Regions from separate parts of the Homo sapiens genome. Here region 2 is linked to region 1. A link is an interaction called in ENCODE POLR2A ChIA-PET data of the cell type or tissue named here. Cell type or tissue: Caco-2. All regions are shown on one strand. Links, peaks and the distances in the headings refer to the core of each region. The heading gives the core; the rest is flanking DNA.

What was found. Peaks named below come from ENCODE experiments on the same cell type or tissue, not always from the same donor. Only the 100,000 strongest peaks of a DNase experiment are listed, where the experiment ranks them.
Region 2: POLR2A ChIA-PET joins it to region 1 with 5 read pairs; 3 of 35 experiments call an interaction of 5 or more read pairs at or near these places.

What each region holds. Positions count from the first base shown.
Region 1 is chr12:6,315,564-6,318,465 of GRCh38, forward strand. It overlaps PLEKHG6 (pleckstrin homology and RhoGEF domain containing G6), which reads left to right. Exons shown (of 16, transcript NM_001384598.1): 5 at 1-86; 6 at 306-356; 7 at 692-841; 8 at 1,740-1,850; 9 at 1,984-2,133; 10 at 2,294-2,431; 11 at 2,738-2,857. Among named protein-coding and RNA genes, the nearest start is that of PLEKHG6, 6.3 kb to the left of the region's middle. In Caco-2, for the core only: no CTCF peak of the experiment used is centred there; a DNase peak (open chromatin) is centred at 1,557.
Region 2 is chr12:6,509,324-6,512,225 of GRCh38, forward strand. NCAPD2 (non-SMC condensin I complex subunit D2) reads left to right here. Exons shown (of 32, transcript NM_014865.4): 3 at 394-469; 4 at 752-810; 5 at 1,306-1,487; 6 at 1,787-1,929. It also overlaps SCARNA10. Among named protein-coding and RNA genes, the nearest start is that of NCAPD2, 17 kb to the left of the region's middle. In Caco-2, for the core only: no CTCF peak of the experiment used is centred there; no DNase peak of the experiment used is centred there.

The sequences.
Region 1 (2,902 bases), core at 208-2,707:
AGGAGCTCTGCCACCAACAGGAGGCCCTGTGGGAGCTCCTGACCACCGAGCTGATCTACGTGAGAAAGCTCAAGATCATGACTGATGTGAGCCCCCCTCAGCCCCAGCCCCGGCCCCATCTTCCCTGCATGAGCCCCCATCCTCCCAGACTGGAAGGCAGGTCACTGGGGGAGGGAGGGGCAGGATTTCAGGCCAGTCTGGGATGCAGGGAGATAGGTCAGCAGTACTGAAGTTGGTGGGGGGTGGGAGGTGACGACACTGAAGGGCTGCGCTGGGTCCTGAGACCCTCGTCTCCCTCCCTGCAGCTGCTAGCCGCCGGCCTGCTGAACCTGCAGCGAGTGGGACTGCTGATGGAAGTGAGTGGGTGCTCAGGAGGGGACCCTGGCACAGCCCGACCTCTGAGCCTGGGGATGAGGGTGGGCCCTCCAGCCATCCCTGTCTGAATTCCCACTGCCCCGTTTTTTGGGATGCCTTGCCCTCCCTACTTCCCTGTTACTGGGGACTCCAAGCAGGCCACAGGCCCCCCATTTCTCAGACTGACATCCTTGAGATCTTCCAGGCCCAGTGCCCAGTTCATCCTTCTTCACCCCCGCCCCTGCTGTCCAAGCTTAAGGTCCTCACCTTTCCTCAGCCAGTGCCACCCCTGGGGACCTTCCAAAAGTGTGCTGCTCAGCTCTGCTCCCTCCTCCAGGTGTCAGCTGAGACCCTGTTTGGAAATGTCCCCAGCCTGATTCGAACCCACCGGAGCTTTTGGGATGAGGTGCTGGGGCCCACCCTGGAGGAGACTCGGGCCTCGGGCCAGCCTCTGGACCCCATTGGTCTGCAAAGTGGCTTCCTGACGGTGAGGCCTGTGAAGGGCTGTGTCTGGATGGGGCAGGACTCGGAGCCCTCGGGGGTCCTGTGTGTAGGGCATGCCCACAGTATGCAAATCTCTGTGATTTGAGGGGCCGCAGGACACAGCCCCTACCCCTAATATCACCTCACCTCCTCCCTTCATGCCACAAGTCTGACCTCTGTGCCACAGGCTCCTTGTTCTTCTGGAGGCCTTTATGAAATGAAAATGCAGCTGTCTCAGAGAAGGGTCACACCTTGGCTCCCATCAACTACAAAAGCTGGGTGCAGCAAATGAGGCCTAAGTGAGGGGACCCTTAGGAGGACCTGGGTGGGTGTAAAAGGCCACAGGAGGCACCCGGGGCACGGAGAAGAGTGACAAGAGAAAGCAAGAGGGCCTAGGATCCGACTTTCTTCTACAATGTTACCTAGCCAGGAAAATGTGGGCCCTGCAGGAAAAAGTTGCAGTGGGGTAGAGAGGTAGGCGTACTGCCCCTGGGAGCCTTAGGTACCCCCTCCATAGGAGCAAGGCTTCTGAGCCAACTCTTAGGTCGCCACCCCACCCCCAGGGTGAAATGGGATCTGCAATGTCCTGACAACGGTCCAGCTGAATTATCGATGGTGGGAGAGTAAGTCCAGAGCAGCAGGCCCCAGTAGCACTGTGGATAGAGGGAGCTCAGAGAGCTCTGGGTCAGTGTCGGGACCTCAGGCTCCTTCGTGGAATCCAGAGAAAGGGGCGTAGCCTCGAGAGCATTCCTGGGAGGATCCTGGGAGGGAGGGACTGTCAGGAGCTGGGCTAAGGGCCCCTGCGAGGCTCTCTTCACCTGCTCCTGGGTCCTGCAGCTAGAGCCTGTATTCATGGCCTTCTCCCCATGCCTGCTCCCCACCTCCCGTATCTGTCTCTCCAGTTTGGCCAGCGGTTCCACCCCTATGTCCAGTACTGCCTCCGAGTGAAGCAGACCATGGCTTACGCCCGAGAACAGCAAGAAACTAACCCTCTCTTCCATGCCTTCGTGCAGGTGGGAGAAGGGGTGCTGGGGAGGGGGACGGGTGCATCTTAGCCGGCCGGTCTCCAGCTGAGCCTGAGGCTGAGTTCACCACTAGGCAGGGCAGGAGGGAGCAAACCCTGAGCCCCACCCACCTTCCCTGCAGTGGTGTGAGAAGCACAAGCGCTCTGGGAGGCAGATGCTCTGTGACTTGCTTATCAAGCCCCACCAGCGCATCACCAAGTACCCACTGCTGCTCCATGCTGTGCTCAAGAGGAGCCCCGAGGCACGAGCCCAAGAGGCCCTGAATGCCATGGTAGGTGCCCCAGTGGGGCTGGGACTCTGGTGAATCGGGGACTGGGAGGGGGGTCTCTTTCTTAGTGTGTCTGTGACAGTGTGGCGCTGTGCTGTGGCTGGCATTGGTTGGGAGGGGACGGCTGAGCCGTCCCTCCTCCCACACCCCCAACCCCACCTAGATTGAAGCCGTGGAGTCATTCCTGCGACACATCAATGGGCAGGTCCGCCAGGGCGAAGAGCAAGAGAGCTTGGCGGCTGCAGCACAACGCATCGGGCCCTACGAGGTGCTGGAGCCACCCAGTGATGAGGTGGAGAAGGTGAGAGGGCAAAGGGAAGGGACCCAGGAAAAGCAAGGTCCCAGGGATACTGGTGAAGGGGAGGGCTGCAAGGCCAGAACACCCCGTACTTGGGTGCTACAAGGGTGTCCATCATTCCTACCTGGTGGTGACAGTCCAAGGGGTACAGGTCAGAAGAGCAAAAAGGAGGCCCTGGGAGGCTTTCTCTAGCCCATGGGGGAAGGATACAAACAGAAAGGTGTTGGTGGCAGAACCAGGAGCCGCCCTTGGCCAGGAAGTCCAGGCAGACTGCCGAGCGCCCTGACCCCTCCCCTCTGTGTCCCTCAGAACCTGCGCCCATTCTCCACCCTGGACCTGACGTCCCCCATGCTGGGGGTTGCATCTGAGCACACCAGACAGCTGCTGCTGGAGGGGCCTGTGCGAGTGAAGGAGGGACGAGAAGGGAAGGTGAGGGTGCTGCGGACAGAGTGGAGGGGATGGGGCACGGTGGGA
Region 2 (2,902 bases), core at 224-2,723, 190 kb after region 1:
CGATCTTGGCTCACTGCAACCTCCACCTCTTGGGTTCAAGCAATTCTCCTGCCTCAGCCTCCCTAGTAGCTGGGATTACAGGCGCCTGCTACCACACCCAGCCAATTTTTTGTATTTTTAGTAGAGATGGGGTCTCACGATGTTGGCCAGGCTGGTCTCAACTTCTGACCGCAGGTAATCCACCCGTCTCAGCCTCCCAAAGTGCTGGGATTACAGGCGTGAGCCACCATGCCCGGCTCTCATCGTCATTATAGGTTACATTGAAGTGAACTGTTTGTCTCTTTTTTGTGATTCTACCAATAAAAGCAATAAACCTAGTTTTCTGCCATGGATAGAATTTACTGAAAAGGTTTCTCTTCCCTCCAAATTGATTTGTTTTTTCCATCTTCATAGCTTTTCAGGCTGCCTTTCGAGCTCAGGGGCCCCTGGCTATGCTGCAGCACTTTGATACTATCTACAGCATTTTGCAGTAAGTGAAACACCCAACTGGTACTTTAAAAAGAACTGGTGACTGTTTGTCCTAACTGTGCATGTTAGTCCTGAAATTCCAAGTTATAGGTTCACTGATAAATGCCTCTGGATATTGATATCTCTACTGATGAGCATGTACCCAGCTTGCCACCGTATTTATTCAGTTGAACAATTTCACGTGTATTTTTAAACATTCGATTCCACGGGTTAGATCTGATCTGTTAGAAGGGGCTCTGCAGGCTCCTTCCTGTCTCACCCCCACACTTTCTTTCCCTCATAGTCACTTTCGAAGTATAGATCCTGGCCTCAAAGAAGATACTCTGCAATTCCTGATAAAAGGTGTTTATGGGTCAGGGGGTAGGGGATGGAAGGTGTTTGTTATCGTTTGTTTGTTTGTCTGTTTGTTTGTTTTTCCTACATTTTGTCAGCCACATGATGATATCAAGGCTGTTGTGATTCAGTTGGTTTGGCTAAGCCCAGGGACCTTTGGCCTGTTAAAGGTCTGTAATCTTGGTGGGCGATACAGAGTTATGTGTGTTCACTGTAAGGGCAGACCAACAAGAACTTTTTCCTACTTTTGAGCTACCTCTTTTTAATAGGGGTGATTCTTCCAGTTGCTGGAGAGAAATTGTGGTAACTGGAGTGAGAGAGTAGGAACAGGGCATGTTCAGGGTATCAGGGCCAAGGGTCCTAAAGGACTTAGCTTGTGTTATGGCCACTGAGAGATGAAACACAGATCTTTGGTAATCTGATGGCTGCAAGTGCTGGGTGTTTTGAAGTTGGGGTATATGAAAGAAGTGAGTGAAACTGACTCCAAGATTCTGCCCCTCACAGTGGTATCCCGCCACTCCCAGGAGCTTCCAGCTATCCTGGATGATACAACTTTGAGTGGATCAGATAGAAACGCCCATCTAAATGCCCTCAAAATGAACTGTTATGCTCTGATACGTCTCCTGGAATCCTTTGAGACCATGGCCAGCCAGACAAACCTTGTGGACCTGGACCTTGGTGGGAAGGTAATTTGGAGTTTTGGGCTCACGTTATATGGGGTCTGGGGAGATAGGGGAATAGATGGAAAAGAAGGGAATCCAATGATCCACAAATCCTTTCTGTCCTCATTGAGAATTTAGGAGAAAGAACTCAAAAGTGTCACACGTTTTCTTCCTGGACAAGTAGCGCTGTGGAACTTGTAATATTTCTTCCGTATTACCTTCTATGTTGTCTTGGTACTAGATTGTTTGGGCACTCAGACTGACAGATCTTGACCCACTTTTTTCCCTTATTTTTTCCTCAATGTATACATGATCCTTTTTAGGGTAAGAAAGCTCGGACCAAGGCAGCCCATGGCTTTGACTGGGAAGAAGAGAGGCAACCAATTCTTCAGCTTTTAACACAGCTACTTCAGTTGGACATCCGTCACCTGTGGAACCACTCAATAATTGAAGAAGAATTTGTCAGGTGGGTAGGGAGGATGGCTACAGATAATACTGAGCTGTGAGAGTGAGGCTCTGTTGATAGATATGCCGTTTTTTTGGTTTTGTTTTTTTTTTGTGGGGGGACAGAGCTTCACTCTTGTCGCCCAGGCTGGAGCGCAGTGGTTCAATCTCGGCTCACTGCAGCCTCTACCTCCTGGGTTCAAGCAATTTTCCTGCCTCAGCCTCCCGAGTAGCTGGGATTACAGGTGCCCGCCACCACAAGCTGATTTTTGTATTTTTAATAGAGACGGGTTTTGCCATGTTGGCCAGGCTGGTCTTGAACTCCTAACCTCAGGTGATCTCCCTGCTTTGGCCCCCCAAAGTGCTGGGATTACAGGTGTGAGCCACCACGCCCAGCCAGAAGTCTATTTTTAAAATAAGTAAAATAAGTTTGATGGAAGAAGGTTGTGATTTTAAATCAGCTACTCTAGGCCCGGTGCGGTGGCTCACGCCTATAATCCCAGCACTCTGGGAGGCCGAGGCGAGTGGATCACCTGAGGTCAGGAGTTCAAGACCGGCCTGGCCAACATGGTGAAACCTTGTCTCTACTAAAAAAATATGAAAATTAGCTGTGCATGGTGGTGTGTGCCTGTAATGCCAGCTACTTGGGAGGCTGAGGCAGGAGCATCACTTGAACCTGGGAGAGGGAGGTTGCAATGAGCTGAGATCGCACCATTGCACTCCATCCTGGGCGACAAGAGCAAAATCCCGTCTCAAAAAAAATAGATAGGGCCAGGCGCGGTGGCTCACGCCTGTAATCCCAGCACTTTGGGAGGCTGAGGCAGGTGGATCACGAGGTCAGGAGATCGAGACCACGGTGAAACCCCGTCTCTACTAAAAATACAAAAAAAAATTAGCCGGGCATGGTGGCGGGCGCCTCTAGTCCCAGCTACTCAGGAGGCTGAGGCAGGAGAATGGCGTGAACCCGGGAGGTGGAGCTTGCAGTGACCTGAGAT